2 separate regions of the Homo sapiens genome follow, and region 1 is linked to region 2. Evidence: read pairs that join two places in POLR2A ChIA-PET (ENCODE). Cell type or tissue: OCI-LY7. All regions are shown on one strand. Each heading gives the region's core, and the rest is flanking DNA. Links, peaks and the distances in the headings are about the cores only. Region 1 overlaps SPPL3 (signal peptide peptidase like 3). Region 2 overlaps CABP1 (calcium binding protein 1).

What was found. Peaks named below come from ENCODE experiments on the same cell type or tissue, not always from the same donor. Only the 100,000 strongest peaks of a DNase experiment are listed, where the experiment ranks them.
Region 1: POLR2A ChIA-PET joins it to region 2 with 10 read pairs; 2 of 35 experiments call an interaction of 5 or more read pairs at or near these places.

The regions. Positions count from the first base shown.
Region 1 is chr12:120,804,952-120,815,523 of GRCh38, reverse strand. It overlaps SPPL3 (signal peptide peptidase like 3), which reads left to right. Exons shown (of 11, transcript NM_139015.5): 2 at 4,638-4,715. Among named protein-coding and RNA genes, the nearest start is that of ACADS, 84 kb to the right of the region's middle. In OCI-LY7, for the core only: no CTCF peak of the experiment used is centred there; no DNase peak of the experiment used is centred there.
Region 2 is chr12:120,656,354-120,666,649 of GRCh38, reverse strand. CABP1 (calcium binding protein 1) reads right to left here. Exons shown (of 6, transcript NM_001033677.2): 2 at 6,742-6,772; 3 at 6,311-6,454; 4 at 5,810-5,919; 5 at 5,432-5,579. Among named protein-coding and RNA genes, the nearest start is that of CABP1, 21 kb to the right of the region's middle. RefSeq lists enhancers at 7,297-7,796, 7,797-8,298. In OCI-LY7, for the core only: no CTCF peak of the experiment used is centred there; DNase peaks (open chromatin) are centred at 369 and 3,539; H3K4me3 peaks cover 393 bases; H3K27ac peaks cover 2,688 bases.

The DNA.
Region 1 (10,572 bases), core at 1,471-9,470, 150 kb before region 2:
TAAGACACCATCAGAAGAAAAGTTCCTCAGAAGAAAGCCGCTCTTGTTTTTTTATAGCTCTGGAGTCTGGAGAAAACTTTAAATTGCCTTTTAAAAATACCTGCTGACCTTTAATCATAAAAAAGAAAAGCTGCTCAATCTCACTTTAATTTTTAAATTTTAATTACAATTTTAATGCAAATAAAAACCATACTGAGATACCAGTTTTCATCTCTCAGATGGGTAAAAATTCAAAAGTTAGACAATACTCACTTTGGAAAGTAGGAGCATTGAGTTCATTACGGATGAGAGTGTGAAATGGTATAACCTCTCTGTAGGGCACTTTGGCAACATCTATCAAATTGCAAGTGCATTTCCCCTTTGAGCCAGCAATCTGACTTTGAGGAATGTTATACAAACAGGTCATTTCATGTGTGTGCAATGCAGGTATAATTTACAAGGCCCATTATTACAGAATTACTTGTTAACAGCAGAGTTTTTGGAAACAACCCCAGTGTCCACCTGTAAGGAACTTGTTCTTAAAAAACAAAACAAAACAAAACAAAAACTGTGGGGCATCTACACAATGGACTATCATGCTGATGTTTAAAAGAAAATTTTAAAAAGGAAGTTCTCCACATCCTGATACAGAAAGATTTCTAGGCTATATTGTAAAAGGGGGGTAGAGGGAGATACTGAGCAGTATATTTAATATTCTACCTATTTCATAAGAAGTGGTGAGAAATAATGTTCTTATATTGTATGTTTACTCCAAAAGGCTAGATAAGAAACTAAAAAATGTGGTTATTTAAAAGTTGTTATCTAAAAATGACTGAGAGGGTGGGGGTTGGGTGATGACTAGATGGGAGTAAGACCTCTGTGTATGTACTTTTTAATATACTTTTGATTTTTGTATGAATATATAACCTAGTCATAATTTTTTTTAATTTTAAGAAAATGTTCCTTCTTGTTTTCAGAATTTTGGAAGATGTGTGCAAAGATTATGTCACACAGCAAGAAACATAATTTTAGAATAAAGAGAAACTGATGAAGTTCATTTTCCTAATACATGATACATGATAGCTCAGATATCTCTTGGTATGTGAGCCTTGTCTACATAATCTGGTTGTTCAAAAGAGGACCCTGGACAGCCACAGCTGCATCATTGCTGGATGGGACCCAAGAGAGAGGCTCGAGTGGCCTTCATGTCTCCTACCTTCCCTTTCTCCACTCCCCGGCTGACTGAAATTTAGGAAAAGGTAGCACCCCTGTGAGGTGCTGTGAAACAGAATTCATGATCCAAAACATATATTCTTGTATTCATCTGCCTCTAGTAGTTTTAATTGTATTCAAATTGTCTTACCATCTCAAAGCCTGGTGTGGGGGGAAGAGAGAAGGATACAATATACCTATCATTCCAGCTTCATAATTTTAAAAAGTCTACCTTTTTTTTGGTGTATCCCTCCCATGTTTTATTTTCTTAGAGTATTTTAAAGTAAATCTTAAATCATATTATTTCACCTGTTAAAAGATAAACTTATGTTTAACTTTTGGAGAGTTTTTTTGAGCAGTGTCTCATGAATCAGGCAGCACCAGATCACAAGTGGATCACAGCTCCTTGGAGGGGGCCTGAGGGCAAAACTTTTATAAAGCTTTTGCAGAAGCAAAAGAAAGAAAATACTTGATTGGTTAAAGTAGAAAGTCTCTAGTAGAGATTAGTTGGCAGTTTCTGATTGGTAAAGCCCCTGGTTAGGTTTGATTGGCAGTTTCTGATGGGTTGAGTTACTCTGAGTTGGATTTCAGTTGGCTTCCTTAGGAACCCAAGACACTGGAACCATCTCAGCCTAATGGACTCCCCAGTTCATTTTTTTTTTAACATACCCATAAATACTTCAGGTTGTATCTGTAATAATTAAGGATCACGCCGGGTGCAGTGGATCCTTAGCCTGTAATCCCAGCACTTTGAGAGGCCGAGGCGGGTGGATCACTTGAGGTCACGAGTTTGAGACCAGCCTGGCCAACATGATGAAACCCCGTCTCTTACTAAAAATACAAAAAATTAGCTGGGCGTGGTGGGGGGGCGCCTGTAACCCCAGCTTCTCAGGAGGCTGAAGCAGGAAAATTGCTTGAACCTAGGAGGTGGAGGTTGCAGTGAGCCGAGATCGTGCCATTGCACTCCAGCCTGGGCAACAAGAGTGAAACTCCGTCTCAAAAAAAAAAAAAAAAGCTGAGGATCCAAAAGCCTGCCATTATAGACCACAGCAGTGTCTCATGAAAGTTTATTATATGTCTTATTTTTTACAACGATTAAAGGAAATGTAATGTCCTCCTCTGTATGCATCAGTCTTTCCTCACGAGGTTAATTTCCAGTCAGCATCAGAAAAGGTTGAGCATCTCTCACCTTAAAAAAAAAAGATAATCTTTTAAGACCTCCCTTATCCTTATATTTACCCTCCAGCTGCCGTTCTTTTCCCTGCACTTTTCAAAATACTGTCTTCATTTCCTTAGCTTTAACTTCTCACCCAATTTCAATCTGACTCCATCCTCACCACTTTACCCAGTGGTCACTCCAGTTGTCTTTCTTGACCTCTCAGCAGCATTCATGGTTGGCAACGTCTCCCTCCTAATGCAGTGAGTGTGAATTGAGTATTTAATGTGTTATGTTCTTTATATGAATTCCTCATTTAATCCTTTAACAACTGTTTGAGGTTGTCATTCCCCATTTTACAGATGAAAAGCTGAAGCTTAGAGAGGCTAAGTAACTGGCTTAGCTACTAGTAAGTGGTAGAGCAAGGGATTAAATTCAGGCCACATTTAATTCTGCTGCCTTTCTGAAATAACCTACTATTCTGGGTTTTCCTTCTCTGTCTCTCTTTCATCTTGGTTTTCTTTGCAGTTCCTTCTTCTACCTGATCTTTCAATTTGGAGATTTCCCAGGCCTTGATCCTAGGTCCTCTTTTCACTGCTGTGAGGCATTCACACACACCTATGACTTCAGTTACCATGTGGAAGGTGATGAGCTCTCAGTATATATACATCTTCAGCTCAGAACGGTTTCAATATCCACTTGTCTCCTCAGTACATTCAAACCTTAGCTTAAAATCTGTTCCTCTGGCCAGGCGCAGTGGCTCACGCCTGTAATCCCAACACTTTGGGAGGCCAAGGTGGGTGGATTGCTTGAGGTCAGGAGTTGGAGACCAGCCTGACCAACATGGTAAAACCCCATCTCTACTAAAAATACAAAAATTAGCCAGGTGTGGTGCATGCCTGTAATCCCAGCTACTCGAGAGACTGAGGCAAGAGAATCGCTTGAACCCAGGAGGCGGAGGTTGCAGTGAAACAAGATCATGCCACTGCACTCCAGACTGGGTAACAGAGCAAGACTCTGTCTCAAAAAAAAAAAAATCTGTTCCTCCTATGTTACTTTTTTTTTTTTTTCCACTAAATGGTACAAAGCCAGCTAAGCAGAAACCTAGGGATCACTGCAATTCTTCCCTCTGCTGGTTCCCATAAACAATCACCAGGTCCTGTTTATTGTGTCCTGTGTCTCTCTAAATCATCTTCCTCCCTAAGGAAAGCTCCCCTGTTCTTAGACTGCATCTACCTAATATACATTATCATAGTACCCTATACTTCTCTTTCTCTCTTTTGTAACATTCTTCATGATTATATTCATTCAGTTATGTTCATTTTTTTATTTCTTTAGGGTGAAATTGTTCATTTCTTTAGAAAAGACATTTAGGCAGAGACCAAGGCACTCTTATTTATTACTGTATATCCCAGTGGCTAGCAGAGTGCCTGGCATGTAAGCAGTATTAAATACTTTGCTGAATGGAAATTAAACAACAACAACAACAAAAAGCCTGCTAAGATTTGTTTTAGGAAAATCCCTGACAAATAAGAATGGGCAATGTGGAGGGTGAACTCATGGAGACAGCCTTTAAAACAATATTTCCAATAGCCGAGCCATAGAAGGGAGCTAACAAATTGGCAGTGGGATTAGGAGAAATAGGGTAGTTCGGGATGTGGAAGTAAGAGAAAGAAAGGGCTGTCAAGAATGCAGCAGATTTTTAGCTTTGGCAGCTGAGGGGATGGTGACACCATTCCTTGAGAGGATCAGCTAAGATGGAGAGAGTATTTGTGGTGGACTTGTTGACTTTGAAGAACCTCCTGTAGGCCATCTAGATGGAGAAAATCAATAGGCAGTTAGAAAAATGGAAACGGGGAATTCAGGAGATGCAGGCTTTACCTCATCACCGAGCAAAACCAGTAAAATACTATTAGAGATTGAAATGTAACTGGATAAAAGTCTGATTATTGAGACTTTTGCCATTGGCACAGATCTGGTAGATATTTTGATACTTTTTAAATTGGGGGTGGATGTTGTAAACATATACAGAGATGGGATTTTTACATTGATGTCATTTTACATGCCGTAAATATTTACTAATAATAGCTGTAAACCTACCAATTTATTCTTCATGTTAAACTAGCAAATCTCATTTTAATTGTGTTATTTTGTTAATGCTAATTTATACCTTTTTTCCTTCTTAAAGATAAAAACAAAGCTCAGTGGGGTTTATAGAACTCCATTAGACTGTAAGCTCCATTAGGACTCACTGCATGTGATTTAAATTTTTTTCCTCTTATTTCTCTAGGGCCTATTCCCTGGTGGATTCCAGTCAAGTGTCTACATTTCTGATTTCCATTCTTCTTATAGTCTATGGTAGTTTCAGGTAAGATATTCTCAAATGGGGTTGATACAAGTTGGAGGTGGAAGAAGGAAGCATTGCTCTGAAAGTGCTGGTACCAAAACTTACTCTGTGAAGAAAAACAGGACTTCGGCAGGATTTGACTCAGAATAGAGAGTTCTGCTATTTGTTCTTTAATTGGCTGCTGTTAAACACTTCTTCATTGTGCTTATGAGTTTAGCATGTTAATGCTTACATGTAAAAACTAATTGCTTAAAATGCTGGTTCTGAAATTAATCACCTAATGCACTCTTTATTAAGAAGGTTAAGGAGAGAGTCTTTGACAATGATTCTAGAGTCTCAAAGGGAACAAAGAGTTTAAATGGAAGGACAATTTGAAATATGAAAAAAAAACTACTAAATATCCATGTAATAAAATGACAAAGAGAACATTTCATTTTTTTTTTCTAACCAAAAATGAAAGTGTAGTCACAAAACTTTAGTAGGCTTACGAAGACCAGGGAAACCAAAGTAAAACTGTACCCAGGATGCTAATAAAGTTCTTAATCTTTGGCCGGGCACAGTGCCATATGCCTATAATCCCAGCACTTTGGGAGGCTGAGACAGGAGGATTGCTTGAGCCCAGGAGTTCAAGACTAGCCTGGGCAACATAGCAAGACCCCGTCTCTACAAAAAATATTTTTTAAAGAAGTTAGCCAGGCATGGTGGTAGTGCCTATGGTCCCAGCTACTCAGGAGACTGAGGCAGAAGAAGGATCACTTAAGCCCAGGAGATTGAGGATACAATAAGCTATGATCACACTGCTGCACTCCAGCTTGGGCAACAGAGCCAGACTATGTCTCAAAAAAAAAAAAATTTTTTTATGTTGTCCTAAAATGCTTGTAAGTAAGTAGATTATGTCCTTATGGAAATTTACATCATATTTTTCTTAATCCAAAGGCTTGACATCCAAGGTTGAGCCATACAAAATTGCTGATGGTTGACTATTAATATTTTGGCCCACAGAAACAATTTCATATGGTTCATCTTACTATTAATAGGGTTGTGCCTTGTAGCATTACCAGGTATTCTCTCTGATAACCTTGGAGATGCTGAGACTAGATCCTGCTGAGGTTCTCATCTCAGCAGGCAGCCATAGGAATAGGAGGGAAAATATAGACACTAGAGACACACTCCCTTTTTCCACTATCCTCAGTCGAGAGGAACTTTAATGGTTGTATAACTCAAATAGTTTAGTGGCTGATGAACCTACCAGAAAATGCTGCTCAAGGAATTATAAGTTGAGAACTTGAAAGGAAGTAATAGGGATAAGTGAAATACCCAGGCGTAAAGATTTTTAACTATGCAGTGTTATATCTGAATTTTAATGGCTACTTTGTAAAATCACAGACTTGCAGTCTTTACCTCAATACTGAGTAGAACAAGTAAAATATTACGGGTAATTTCAGTATACACCGATAAAAGGTTTTTTTTGGTGTTTTTTTTTTTGAGACGGAGTCTCACTCTGTTGCCCAGGCTGGAGTGCAGTAGCATGATGTCAGCTCACTGCAAGCTCCACCTCCTGGGTCCACGCCATTCTTCTGTCTCGGCCTCCTGAATAGCTGGGACTACAGGCGCCCGCCACCACGCCTGGCTAATTTTTTGTATTTTTAGTAGAGATGGGGTTTCACCGTGTTAGCCAGGATGGTCTCTATCTCCTGACCTTGTGATCCACCGGCCTTGGCCTGCCAAAGTGCTGGGATTACAGGCGTGAGCCACTGCGCCCAGCCAAAAGTGTTAATCACTGAGATGTCTACTGAGAACTCCAGATTCATAACCACTCTCAGAAGCATTAATCAAACCAGAGGAACTTAGAACCTTATCAGTGTAATCTTGATATTTTGCATCTCTACCCTGTGGACAAGTATTTTATTTTTTTCCCTTTGAGTATATAATGCATTAATATTTCAAAGGACTTTGCAATTAAACACAGAAGAAGCCATCTTTAGACTCAACCCTAATACTACTTTCAGTAGTGCAGACTACCTTCCATTTGGCATATGTTTGTATACTGTATACATTTTCATAGTTGAAATCATTTATATTCTGATTCTTTGCACCAGACAAATACTTTCTACAAATTATCTTCATATCATTTTAGTAATTTGACATTTCGTTGTGTTACTCATCTTATTCCACTCTTGTTGGACAAGTGGACTGTTACAGTGATGATAGCTTTATGGAGTATTTGCTTTTATTGAATTATATCACCAAGATAAATATCCAGAAGTGGAAATACTTCGACAGAGAGTATGAAATGGCTCTTACTACATATTACTGTATTGTTTTTCTGAAGGGCTATATCATTTTAGGATTGAGCAAGTTTTAAACCAAATTTTATGTAATAAGTGTATCATAGAATTATATAGATGGAAAGGATTTCTCTGGTGAACCTCCCTGTTTACAAATGAGGAAACTGGCCAGGCATGGTCCCTCTCACCTGTAATCCCAGCACTTTGGGAGGCTGAAGCAGGCAGATGCCCTGAGCCCAGGAGTTCAAGACCAGGCTGGACAACATGGTGAAACCCCATCTACCAAATATGCAAAAATTAGCTGGGCATGGCGGCGCTACCTGGGAGGCTGGGAGGAATGTTTGAGCCCAGGAGGCGGAGGTTGCAGTGAGCAGTGATCATACCATTGCACTCCAGCCTGGGTATCAGAGTGAGACCCTGGTTCAAGAAAACAAAAAACAAAAAAAAAAAAAAAAGAAAAGAAACTAAGAAACTGAAGCCCAAAATGAAAATGTTGATGTAACTTGACAAAGATTATGCAACCACTTGGTAACAAAGTCTGGATTGAAACAGTTTTCAGGACCTCCAGCTCAGAACCTTTTATCTTTTATAATTTAATAAGGCATTTCTGCAAAAAGTAAATCATGATGCCTTTAATTATACATTTAAATTGAACTCACTGAATAAGTTGGTGTTTTTTCCTCTTCTGTTTTATGGAAGAGATTTATGTAATTTTGTCTTTAAATGTTTGATAGGATTCACCAGTGAAGCCACCTACAGTTGGGCTTCTCTTTGTGGGAAGATATTTTTGGTTTTTGTTTTTTTCCTGCTGAGTTTACCACCTTTCCCTTGTTCTTTTTCTTTCTCTTTTTTTCTTTTTTTTTTTTTGAGTCGGAGTTTCGCTCTTGTTGCCCAGGCTGGAGTGCAGTGGCGCAATCTCTGCTCACCACAACCTCCGCCTCCCAGGCTCAAGCGATTCTCCTGCCTCAGCCTCCCGAGTAGTTGGGATTACAGGCATATGCCACCATGCCCGGCTGATTTTTGTATTTTTAGTAGAGATGGTGTTTCTGCATGTTGGTCAGGCTGGTCTCGAACTCCTGACCTCGTGATCTGCCCGCCTCGGCCTCCCAAAGTGCTGGGATTACAGGCATGAGCCACCGAGCCCAGCCTCCCGTTTTCTTTGTAATTGTTAGGGGCTATTTTTTTTATTGTGGTAAAATATATATAACATAAAATGTACCATTTAAACCATTTTTTAGTGTACCCTTCGGTGACAGGTAAGGGCTTTCTGAAACGCATTGTCTTTTTATTATAGCCATTCTAGTAGTAAGGTGTGAAGTGGTATCTCATAGTGGTTTGGGTTGTATTTCCCTGATATTGGGATGTTGGAAAGTTGATGAGCATCTTTTCCTGTGCTTATTAACCATCCGTTTATCTTCTTTGGTGAAATGTCTAGTCAAAAATTCTCTCTCAGTCATATGATTTGCAACTATAAATTTTTCCCAGTCTCTGGCTTGCCTTCTCATTTTCTTAATAGTGTCCCTTGGAATATAAACATTTTAATTTTGTTAAAGCCACTTTACCAATTTCACGTTTTATGGATCATGCTTTTGATGATGTGCCAAAAGCATGATCCATAAAATGTGAAACTGGTAAATTGGTACATGGGTACAAGGATTTTCTCCTATGTTTTCTTTCTTTCTTTCTTTTTTTTTTTTAATGGAGTCTCGCTCTGTCGCCCAGGCTGGAGTGCAGTGGTGTGATCTCAGCTCGCTGCAAGCTCTGCCTCCCGGCTTCACGCCATTCTCCTGCCTCAGCCTCCCGAGTAGCTGGAACTAGGCACCCGTCACCATGCCCAGCTAATTTTTTGTATTTTTTAGTAGAGACGTGGTTTCACAGTGTTTGCCAAGATGGTCTCGATCTCCTGACCTCGTGATCCACCCACCTCAGCCTCCCAAAATACTGGGATTACAGGCGTGAGCCACCGCGCCTGGCTCTCCTACGTTTTCTTTAAGAAGTTTTATAGTTTTGCTTCTTACATTTAAAATTATGATTCATTTTGAGTTAATTTTTATGTATGGCATGAGGTACAAATTTAATTTCATCTTTATAAATGTGGTTATCCACTTGTCCCAGTACCATTTGATGAAAAGACTATACTTACCAGTTGAATTACCTTGGCACCGTTGTCAAAAATGCATTGCTGACATGGTGGCATGTACCTGTAATCCCAGCGACTCGCGAGCTAAGGTGGGAGGATCACCTGAGCCCCAGGTGTTTGGGGTTATGGTGAACTATGATCGCGCCACTGCACTCAAGCCAGGGTGACATAGCAAGACCCTGTCTCTTAAAAAAAAAAAAAAAATCGACCATAAAAGTAAAGATAGTTATTAGGTCTGGTCTGTATGTCTCTTCTTATGCCAGTGCCAATGTTTTGATTGTTGTCGCGTTTAAAGTAAGTGTTGTTCTTTTACAAATTTTTCTGGCTACTCTGGATCCTTTGCATTTCCATATAAATTTTAGGTTCAGCTGGTCAGTTTCTACCAAAAAAAAAAAAAAAAGCCTGCAGGGATTTCGATAGGCATTGTGAATCTATAGATCAGTTTGAGGAAAATTGCTATCTTAATGATGTTCACTTCCAATCCATGGATGTGGAATGTGTCTCCGTTTATTTAGATATTCTTTAATTTAGATGTTTTAGATATTCTTTAATTTCTATTAATAGTGTTTTGTAATTTTCAGTGTGCAAGGCTTGCACTATTTTGTTAAATTTATTCCTAAGTATTTTTTTACTTTTTGATGTTATTTTTGATGAATTTTTTTCTTCATTTTGGATTGTTCATTGCTAAGTATATAGAACTACAATTAATTTTTGTGTATTGACCTCAAATACTGTAGCTTTGCTGAACTCATTTATTAGTGCTGGTAGTTTTTTGTCTATGATTCCTTAGAATTTTCTGCACATAGGATGATGTGGTCTGCAAATAAAGGCAGTTTTGCTGCTGCTTTCAATTCTGAAAGACTTTGTCTTTTTCCCTTTTTCTCCCTTATTGTACAGTGTCGAATAGAAGTGCCAAAGGCACACATCCATCCTTGCCCTGTTCCTAATCCTTCAGGGAAAGCATTTCCCATTAAGTATGTAGTTAGTTGTACATTTTTCATAAATGCCCTTTATCAGGTTGAAGAAATTTCTCTTATTTCTAGTTTGTGGAGAGTTTTATCATGAATGGGTATTGGATTTTATCATGTGTTCTTATGCTTCTATTGAGTTGATCCTGTGGTTTTTGTCCATTTAATTTATATAGTATATTTTAACAGCTTTATTGAGAGATAAATACCATAAAGTTTGGTCACTTAAAGTATACAATTCAGTGGGTTTTAGTTTATTTACAAAATTGTTCAGCCGTCACTGTAATCCAATTTTAGCACATTATCATCCCAAAAGAAAATTTGTACCAGTTAGCAGTCATTCCCATTCCTCTTTCCCTGCCCGCCAGCCCTAGGCAACCATGAATCTACCTTTTATCTCTATAGATTTGCCTATTCTGGACCTCTCGTATAAGTGGTGTCATACAGTATGTGACCTTTTGTTACTGGCTTCTTTCACTTAG
Region 2 (10,296 bases), core at 5-8,004:
TCCTGACACAGCCTCATGGCCCTCCCTGATCTGGCGCCAGCTGACATCTCCAGCCATATCTCTCAGGCTAACTCCCAACCTCTGTGCTCCAACTACACAGATCTTTTCAGCCCCTCAAGTGCAGCTGGCGCACTCTCTCTCTCACCTCTCAGCATTTTTTTTTTTTTTTTTTTTTTGAGATGGAGTCTTGCTCTGTCACCCAGGCTGGAGTGCGGTGATGCGATCTCAGCTCACTGAAGCCTCCACCTCCTGGGTTCAAGCGATTCTCCTGCCTCAGCCTCCCTAGTAGCTGGGATTACAGGTGTGCACTACCACGCTTGGCTAATTTTTGTACTTTTAGTAGAGATGGGGTTTCACCATGTTGGCCAGGCTGGTCTCCTCTCAGCTTTTCTGAAAGCAACCTGTACCCCCTCCCTTCTTCTTCTTCCTTTTTTTTTTTTTTTTTTAATGTAGAGACAGAGTCTCCCTCTGTCGCCCACGCTGAAGTGCAGTGGCATGATTATAGCTCACTGTAAGGTCAAACTCCTGGGCTCTAGCAATCCTCCTGCCTTGGCCTCCCAAAGTGCTGGGATTACAGGTGTGGCCACCGTGCCCAGCCCCTTCTCTCTCTCTCTTTTCTTTTTTTTTTTTTTGAGACAGAGTCTCGCTCTGTCACCTAGGCTGGAGTGCAGTGGCGTGATCTTGGCTCACTGCAAGCTCTGCCTCCCGGGTTCACGCCATTCTCCTGCCTCAGCCTCCCAAGTAGCTGGGACCAGGAGCCCGCCACGACGTCCAGCTAATTTTTTGTATTTTTATAGAGATGGGGTTTCACCATGTTAGCCAGGATGGTCTCGATCTCCTGACCTCGTGATCCGCCCACCTCGGCTTCCCAAAGTGCTGGGATTACAGGCGTGAGCCACCGCGCCGGGCCTCTCTCTCTCTTTTTTTAAGGGCAATTTTAGGTTTATGGCAAAACGGATTAGAAAGTACGGAGATTTTTTTCTGCAACCCCTGTCCCCGCATACGCATAGCCTCCCACACCAACCACATCCCACACAGAGTGGTGCATTTGTTGTAAGTGAGAAACCGACACCGACACATCGTTATCACCTGGAGACCACAGTTTACATCAGGGTTCATTGTTGGCGATGTACATTCTATGGGTTCAGACAAATGTATAATGACATGCATCCTCTGCTGTTGTATCATACAGAATCGTTTATTTTTATTTATTTATTTATTTTTGAGACAGGGTCTCACTTTGTCACCCAGGCTGGAGTACAGTGGCACAATCTCGGCTCACTGCAGCCTTGACCTCCCGGGCTCAAGCGATCCTCCCACCTCAGCTCTCCAGGTAGCTGGGACTACAGGCATGCGCCACCAAGCCTGGCTAATTTTTTTTGTATTTTTAGTAGAGACGGGGTTTCACCATGTTGCCCAGGCTGGTCTCGAACTCCTGACCTCAAGTGATCCTCCTGCCTCAGCCTCCCAAAATACTAGGATTACAGGCATGTGCCACTGTACCTGGCCTCATACAGAATAGTTTCACTGCCCTAAAAATCTTCTCTTCTCTGCCTATTCATCCCTCCCTCCCCCCAACCCCTTGCACCCACTGATCTTTTTACTGTCTCCATAGTTTTGCCTTTTCCAGAATGTCATATAGATGAAATCATAGGGTATGCAGTGTTTTCAGATTGGCTTTTCACTTAGTAATATGCATGTGTGTCCCCTCTTCACCATGTCTTTTCATGACTAGATAGCTCATCTCTCTCTCTCTCTTTTTTTTTTTTCTTTTTGAGACAGAGTCTTGCTCTGTTGCCCAGGCTGGAGTGCAGCAGTACCATCTCAGCTCACTACAACCTCCGCCTCCCGGGTTCAAGCGATTCTGTGTCTCAGCCTCCCAAGTGCTGGGATTACAGGTGTGCGCCACCACACCCAGCTAATTTTTTTTGTATTTTTAATAGAGACAGGGTTTCACCATGTTGATCAGGCTGGTCTCAAACTCCTGACATCAAGTGATCTGCCCACCTCGGCCTACCATAGTGCTGGGATTACAGGCATGAGCCACAGCGCCTGGCCTAGCTCATCTCTTTTTAGCACTGAGCAATATCCCATTGTCTGGATGTGCCCCCGTTTATTTATCCATCACTTACTGAAAGGACACCTTGGTTGTTTCCAAGTTTGGACAATTATGAATAAAGCTGCTATAAGCATCTATGTACAGATTTGTGTGGACATAGGTTTTCAACTCATTTGGGTAAATACCTGCCCTTCCCTCTCACCTGGTGGCTCTTCCCATTTTGGGGGGCTCTAATTATTTATAACCTCCTCCAGGAAGTCTTCCCTAATCCCTCCCTGCAACTTGGCACAGGCGCCCCCTCTATAGCAGCCCCCTGTGCTTCCCCCAGCACACATGGATTATGCTATTGTTTTCTCTGGTTTTCTTGCTGGTTTTGAGCTCTTCGAGGCAGAGACCAGATCTTAGCACACAGCAGATGTACAATGCATCCTCGTAGGATGAATGGGGGATGCCAGGCTTTCAAGAGCAAGGCTGTCATCTGTGGTGGGCGCTACCTGGATACAGGGAGACCTGAGATTTCCAGATCTGGTGATAACAAAGCCTTCTCTCCAACTATCCACGCTCCCTGGCCTTGAAGGCCAACTGCTCCTGAGAGAAAACCTCCCAGCCTTTGTGTTCTGGACACTCACGGTCTCTGGCACATGCTTATCTTGTCTTTCTGCTCAGAATGCAAGTTCCTGGTGTGCAGAGTCAACATTTTACCCTTTCCCTGTATCCCGTAGTGCCTCACATGGCGTCATGCACAAGACTGCATTCTGCTGTGATTTCAGGCCTGGGGCTGTGCCCCAGCTCTGCCTCTTAGTAGGCAGGCAATCTTGAGCTAGTTATATTACTTCTCTGAGCCTCAGTTTCCTCATCTGTAACATGAGGTTATAATAATGCAATCCATAGAGTCATTCTGAGAATTAAATGTAAGAATATGTGTAAAGCTACTTAGTACAATGACTGCACATAAGTGTACAGTAAATTATAACTATTATGATTACTATTGATTCTTTAAAAAGAAAGTCTTTGAGGCTGGGCGCGGTGGCTCACGACTGTAATCCCAGCACTTTGGGAGGCTAAGGCGGGTGGATCACTTGAGGCCAGGAGTTCGAGACCAGCCTGGCCAACATGGTGAAACCCTGTCTCTACTAAAAATACAAAAAATTAGCCAGGCATGGTGGTGCACCCCTATAGTCCCAGCTACTCGGGAGGCTGAGCCACAAGAATCACTTGAACCCGGGAGGCGGAGGTTGCAGTGAGCCGAGATTACGCCACTGCACTCCAGCCTGGGCGACAGAGCAAGACCCTGTCTTAAAATAAATAAATAAATAAATAAATAAATAACCTTTCACTGAGCACTAGCTGTGTTATGCAAGAAATGCAGTGATTAAGAAAATAGGGTTCTTCTTTCAAAGTTCAGAGTCAACTGGGAAGACAACTCTAACCAGCAGTTAGGGGACAGTGTGAAGAACAGGTGAGCCTGACGTGCTGTGAAAACCCAGAAAAGAGGAAGTTCAGTTTGAGGAACCAGGGAAGGGTGCTAGAAGAAGGAGTCCCACTGTCGAGTCATGAAGAATGTCCCTTGGGCTAACAGAACTTAGCCCAAGTAAAAAACAGGATAGGCCAGATGCAGTGGCTCACACCTATAATCCCAGCACTTTGGGAGGCCAAGGCGGGTGGATCACCTGAGTTCAGGAGTTCCAGACCAGCCTGGCCAACATAGTGAAACCCCATCTCTACTGAAAATACAAAAACTAGCTGGACGTGGTGGTAGGCGCCTGTAATCCCAGCTATTCGGGAGGCTGAGGCAGGAGAATCGCTTGAATCCAGGAGGCAGAGGTTGCAGTGAGCTGAGATCGTGCCATTGCACTCCAGCCTGGAGTACAAGAGCGAGACTTTGTCTCAAAAAAAAAAAAAAAAAGAACAGGATAAAAGCCCTCCTGGTGGCCAGGCACAGTGGCTCACGCCTGTAATCCCAGCACTTTGGGAGGCCGAGGCGGGTGGATCACTTGAGGTCAGGAGTTCAAGACTAGCCTGGTCAACATGGTGAAACCCCGTCTCAACTGAAAATACAAAAATTAGCCGGGCATGGTGGTGGGCGCCTGTAATCCCAGCTACTTGGGAAGCTGAGGCAGGAGAATCACTTGAATCTGGGAGGCGCAGTTTGCAGTGAGCCAAGATCCTGCCACCACACTCCAGCCTGGGCAACAGAGTGAGACTCTGTCTCAAACAAACAAACAAACAAACAACAACAAAAAAGCCCTCCTGGCAAAAAGATCAGTGTATTCAAGAGGGACCCTAGCAGCTTCACTGATCACAAGTATTTTGGTGGAGTGTGAATGAAGGACTGTTGAGTTGTGGCTGGGGAGGTGAGCTGTGGTCAGATCTTAGGGAGCCTGAGTGTCCAGTTGAGGAATGTAATGTTCAGAAAACACCTACCGTGGATGGATGCATGCGTGGGTAGACAGATAAATGGATAGAGAAGGATGGGTGCAGATGGACACAGGGATGGGTGAATGGATGAGTAGATGGATATAGATGAGGAAATGACTGAACAGATAGATGGATAGATCAATGCAAGTATGGGTAGAAGTATATGCAGACGAAGAGACATGAATGTGTGAATGGAAGTATAGAAGTGTGAACACATAGAGAGATCTATATGAGTAGATGAATACATAGATAGATTCATGGGTGAATGTAGAGAAGAATGAATAGATGCACGAATGGACAGATAAATGCATGGATAAATTGCTATAGGAATGATTGCTTAGAGATGGAGGAATGGATAAATAGGCATCTGGACAGATAAGGAGATAAACAGATGAAAAATGGAGAGATAGATATGGAAAGATGGACAGATAGATGAATAGGTAGATGAATGGATGGACAGATGGATGGATAGGTGGATGGATGGATGGATGGATGGATAGATATGTAGACGAATGGATGGACGGATGGATGGATGGATAAATGGATGGATGGATGATGGACAGATAGATAGATAGGTAGATGAATGGATGAATGGATAAATGGACAGATGGATGGATAGGTAGAGGATGGATGGATGGATAGATGGGTAGATAAATGGATGGATGGATGGATGGTGGACAGATGGATAGATAGGTAGATGAATGGATGGATAAATGGACAGATGAATGGAAAGGTAGAGGATGGATAGATGGATGGACAGATGCATGAATAGATGCATGGGGAAGGGATGGGAGATGGATTAGACGGGGGCATGGACGGAGGGATAAGAGGATGAAAGGGCTGGGGGTTGGAAAATTAGGGCGGATTGATGGTTGCATGATGGATACACAATTGGAGGGCTCCATGGATGGCCACTGCTGGCTTGCTTCTCTCCCACTTTCAAGCCCCACCTACCTTCAAAGTCCACTCGTCCATCCCCATTGAGGTCCACATCTCGGATAATTTCCTCTATGTCTCGGTGTCCCACCTGATGACCCAGGAGCTTCCTCATAGCCTCTCGCAGCTCACTGGTGCTTATTTCCCCATCACCATTGGTGTCAAACTAGAGAAGGCAGGAAGGAAGGAGAGGTCGCCCCAGCATGGCGATTGGCAGCAGCAGATCCCAAAGTTGAGCTCCTTCTCCAGTGTCATTGCCCCCCTTTACCAGAGACCTTTCTCTGTCCAAGCTCCCTCCCCTGATCTGGGACTTGAGGCTCAGGCTTCTTTTGAAGTATTTATACTGCAGATAGGATTCCAATAGCCGCCCCATGCCTGCCTGCCTCTGTCCGTTACCTCTCGGAAAGCATCTCGCAGTTCCTTTACACCAATCATATCTGCTGTCTCTGCCAGGAGTTTAGGCCCCATTAGCTCCACGAAGTCATCAAAATCTACATGGCCACCCACTGGAAAAGGAGGAAAGGGCTAGGTCATCCCCGACATACCCATTCCCTGTCTCCAACTAGACAACTGACAGAATGGACAACCCCTCCTTGACCTGCTCATCAGATAGAGACAAACTTAATAATAACAAGAGCCCTCTGTTCAGTTCTTCCTGTGAGCCAGTTATTGGGCTGTTTTACAGATATTCCCTAATCTACTTTCTGGGCTCCACTCCTCCAATTCGGCCCTCATTTTACAGGTGAGGAAACTGAGGCTCAGAGAGGGTAAGTGGTTGGCCCCAGATCACAGAGCTGGTAAGAGGTGGATGCAGAATTTGAAGCCAGTCCTGTCTGACTGCAGAGGACGGCAAGGGTGAGGACCGAAGGGACGCAGATGCCTGGTAGAGGGACTCACGGTTCATGTTGATCTGCTGGGACAGTTCGATGAGCTCCATCTCGGTGGGCATGTAGCCCATGGTGCGCATGCAGTTGCCCAGATCCCGGCAGTTGATGTAGCCATCCTTGTCCTTGTCGAATTCTCTGAAGGCCTCTCGGAGCTCTGGGGAAGTGAGCAAAGGTGGATGTGGTCAGGGGTAGGACCCGCAGAGCCTCTGTGGGCAAAGGCAGCCCAAAGGCCCACCGGCATGGAAAGAGAGGCCCAGGAGCTTCCCAGGATGCTGGGGCATTTCTCTTGCCTCCTGTGCACACCTTCAGCAGCTGGTTTCACAGAAGATACCCCGCGTTGCACCAGGCCCCATTTCCAGGGGCCTCTCTTCCCATCAACCTCCCTTCCCACACCTTCCTAGAGGGCTAGGCAGTCCTTTCCCCCAAGGGGCCAAGTTTTACCTTCAATTTCCTCTGGTCGCAGTGATCTATCCTGAAACAAAAGAACATGTCCTATTAGCCGCGACAAGGGACCTGGAAGTCACAAAATACCTAACCTGGGGGCCATCCACGTGGCAGCAGGCACTGGGTAGGAGGTGACGAGGATGCAGCACAGGTGTGCCTGGATCAGGTCCTTGAGGGGAGAAGAAAGCCCCACATCTCCCTTAGACATAGAAGCTCCTGGGCCCCTAACAGGAGATGCCCAAGAAGCCACCAGCCCCACCAGCCTGGGCACAGAACCTCTGTGCCTCCAGCCCCTTGTTCCAGATACAAGAATGGGTCAGCAGGAGTTTGAGGCTGTAGTGAGCTATGATGGTGCCATTGCACTCTGTCACCCTGGACAACAGAGTGAGACCCTGTCTCAAAAAAAAAAAACAAAAAAAGAATGAGTCAGAGAACAGAGCTTGCCTGGTGGCAAAAACCTGCAAATAAAACAGAGTCCAGGGAGGTCACAACAGGGAAAAGAGAGCACCACCCAATGAAACAGGAAGAGCAGGGCGACAGAGGCTGCAAGACAACAGAAGAGGCGCAGGAGGGGAGGGAAGGCAGGGCCATCCTGAAGCGAGGGTAGGAGGACAGGGAGGAGTCAGGAGGAGACGTGGCAACAGAATGGGGCTGTGACTGCTTCGCGGGCACTGCCCCACCTTCTCCAATTTGACCCCCATCCCTGTACGTTCCCCTGTCATGGGATCACAGGACACCACATAGGACCCCGGGGGCCACCAGTGCTTCTGGCTGGAGCCAGGGTCCAAAAAGCACATGTCTCCAGCCTCAAGCAGTGCCCAGGTCTCCTGGGCAATCAAGGCAACCCTGAATCTAGGCGTCAGAACAGATGGCAGAGACATCTCCAAGGAGCAGGCCTGGAGGAAGCTCAGGTTGGTGAGCTGCCAGTTGCCCTGGGCCTGCCCAGGAGGGAGATAGACTGGCATGAAATGGATACAGGTGCCCAGCTGGACCTGGTTAGTAGACTCCAAAAGTGGCCTTCAGCGTCCAGCCTCCCGCATGTTGCAGCTCTTTGCCTTTGGGCAGGGAGGACACCAGGCAGGTGTGCCCGTCCTGAAGAGGCTCACACAGGTATGGCCATACCTCCCACGAACACAGACACGCAGGCATGCCACAGTGAGCGTGTGGCACCTCCACTGTGCATGCAGGCCGTTCCAGCCAACGGGGCCAGGATGAGTAGAGACAGCCACTCCAAACTGGCCCCAGGACAAAAGACGACAACACCAGAAAATCTGCAGATCATCTAGAAAGGGAAGGGCTGCTGAGTCACATCTCATGGGACAACCAGGTGCATAGGACCAAGAGCTCAGAGGTAGCTCTGTGTGGCAGGACAGCGTTGAGAGTGTGTGTGAGCTTGGAGGGAGCAGGCTGCAAGCTCCCAGCTCCGCCAGGCTGGGGGTAGGAGTCACCCATAGGGAGGCGTGTCTCTGAGATGACTGCATGGACGTTCACCTAAAAAGCTCGCTATGGGCCAGGCACGGTGGTCCACGCCTGTAATCCTAGCACTTTACGAGGCCAAGGCGAGGGGATCACTTGAAGCCAGGAGTTCGAGACCAGCCTGGGCGATATAGTGAGACCTCGTCTCTACCAAAAAACCTTGTTTTAGTTAGCCAAGCATGGTGGTTCACGCCTGTAGTCCCAGCTACTCGGGAGGCTGAGGCAGGAGAATCACTTGAGCCTGGGAGGCAGAGATTGCAGTGATCCAAGATTGCACCACTGCACTTCCACCTGGACAAGAGAGTGAGACTCTGTCTCAAAAAAAAAAAAAAAAAAAAAAAGCTGGTGATGGTGCCTGGCTTAAGGGTAGGTCACAGCCATTCCAACACAAACCCATATGTTCGTAGATGTTTTTGGGTGACCAAAAAGGATGTTTTGTGCAATGGGTCATACCAGCAGTCTGTGAAAGCGAGTGAGTAAGCACACGTGTGTACACATACATGCAGAGCACACGCCCTAGGACCAGCTACTGAGACCCAATAAATCCTTTCCCACGCATCAGGCCTTAAGCAGCCTCCCACTTCTCCAAGGCCCAGTTCTGCAGGACTCGGGAGGAACAGGCATTGCTGACCCCATGGCAGCCCCTTCCGTTCCTCCTGTACACCCAAAGCCCCGGGGGCAGCAAAGCCAGGTGCCCCTTCACGGAGTGTGCCCGCCACCAGAGCTGGTCTGCTGAGCACTGATGGCTGGTCCTTGGATCACACACCCCATGCACAGCAGTAGCTATGTGTGTTCTCTGCCCTGGAGTAGAGCCAGGGATGCCCACTAATGTGCCAGGAAGATCACGTGCAGCAACTCAGGGTCAGGTGGAATGGGGTGCAGGAACACGCCTTTCTCCCCAGTACATGTGGCTGGGGAGACGCACTTGGACTCTAGAGGCAGACAGACCTGAGTATGAAGCTCAGATCTACTTCCTCAGGCAGGTCACTCTGCTGTTTGAGCCACAGTCTCCTCATCTGTAAAATGGGTTAATACCAGTACCCACCTCACAGGGCCTTAGTGTGCATTCAGTGAGACAAGATATTAAAGTGTTTAGCATGTGGCATTCAATAAATGCAACCTACAAATGTTTACCTCTATAACATCCTCATTAGTCCTCTCCTCTCTTTGAACTATTTAGCTACTTGTAGAAAGCTGGCCAATTCACTAGCCGCTAGCCACATGTGGCTATGTAAATTTGAGTAAGAATAACATAAAATCCATAATTCAGTTCCTTAGTTGCACTAGCCACATTTCAAGTGGTCAATAGCCACATGTGGCTAGTGGCTACTGTATCGGACAGCACGGAATTTAGAATATTTCCATCACTGTAGAAAGTTCTACCGGACAGTGCCACGTATACAGAGTTGTCATTAGGAGCACAAGAGGCTCTTGAGTCAGGCTATCCAAGTGTGAATCCTACCTCTACCACCAACAAGCTGTTACCTCGAGCATGTGACCTCTGCACTCCAGTTTTCTTTCTTTCTTTCTTTTTTGAGTTGGAGTCTTACTCTGTCACCCAGGCTGGAGTGCCATGGCGCGACCTTGGCTCACTGCAACCTCTGCCTCCTGGGTTCAAGCGATTCTCCTGCCTCAGCCTCTTGAGTAGCTGGGATTACAGGCACCCGCCACCATGCCTAGCTAATTTTTGTATTTTAGTAGAGATGGGGTTTCACCATGTTGGCCAGGGTGGTCTCAAACTCCTGACCTCAAGTGATCCACCTACCTCGGCCTCCCAAAGTGCTGGGATTACAGGCGTGAGCCGCTGCGCCCAGCCCAAGTCAGTTTTCTCATCTGTAAAATGGGGATGATAAAAGCACCTACCTCTTAGAGCTGCTCTGAGGCTTAAATGAGGCAATCCGCCAACACACTAGGCACAGTGCTCACCTAGTAAGTGCTCAAAACAATGTATCTGATATTATTATTATTATTATCATCATCATTATTTTGCTCGTGGATATGGACTCACCAGCACTTTGTAGCCATGAGTGGAAAACTTTGGGGATCAGATTCATAAGTTGGGGGTGTGAGCTCTGT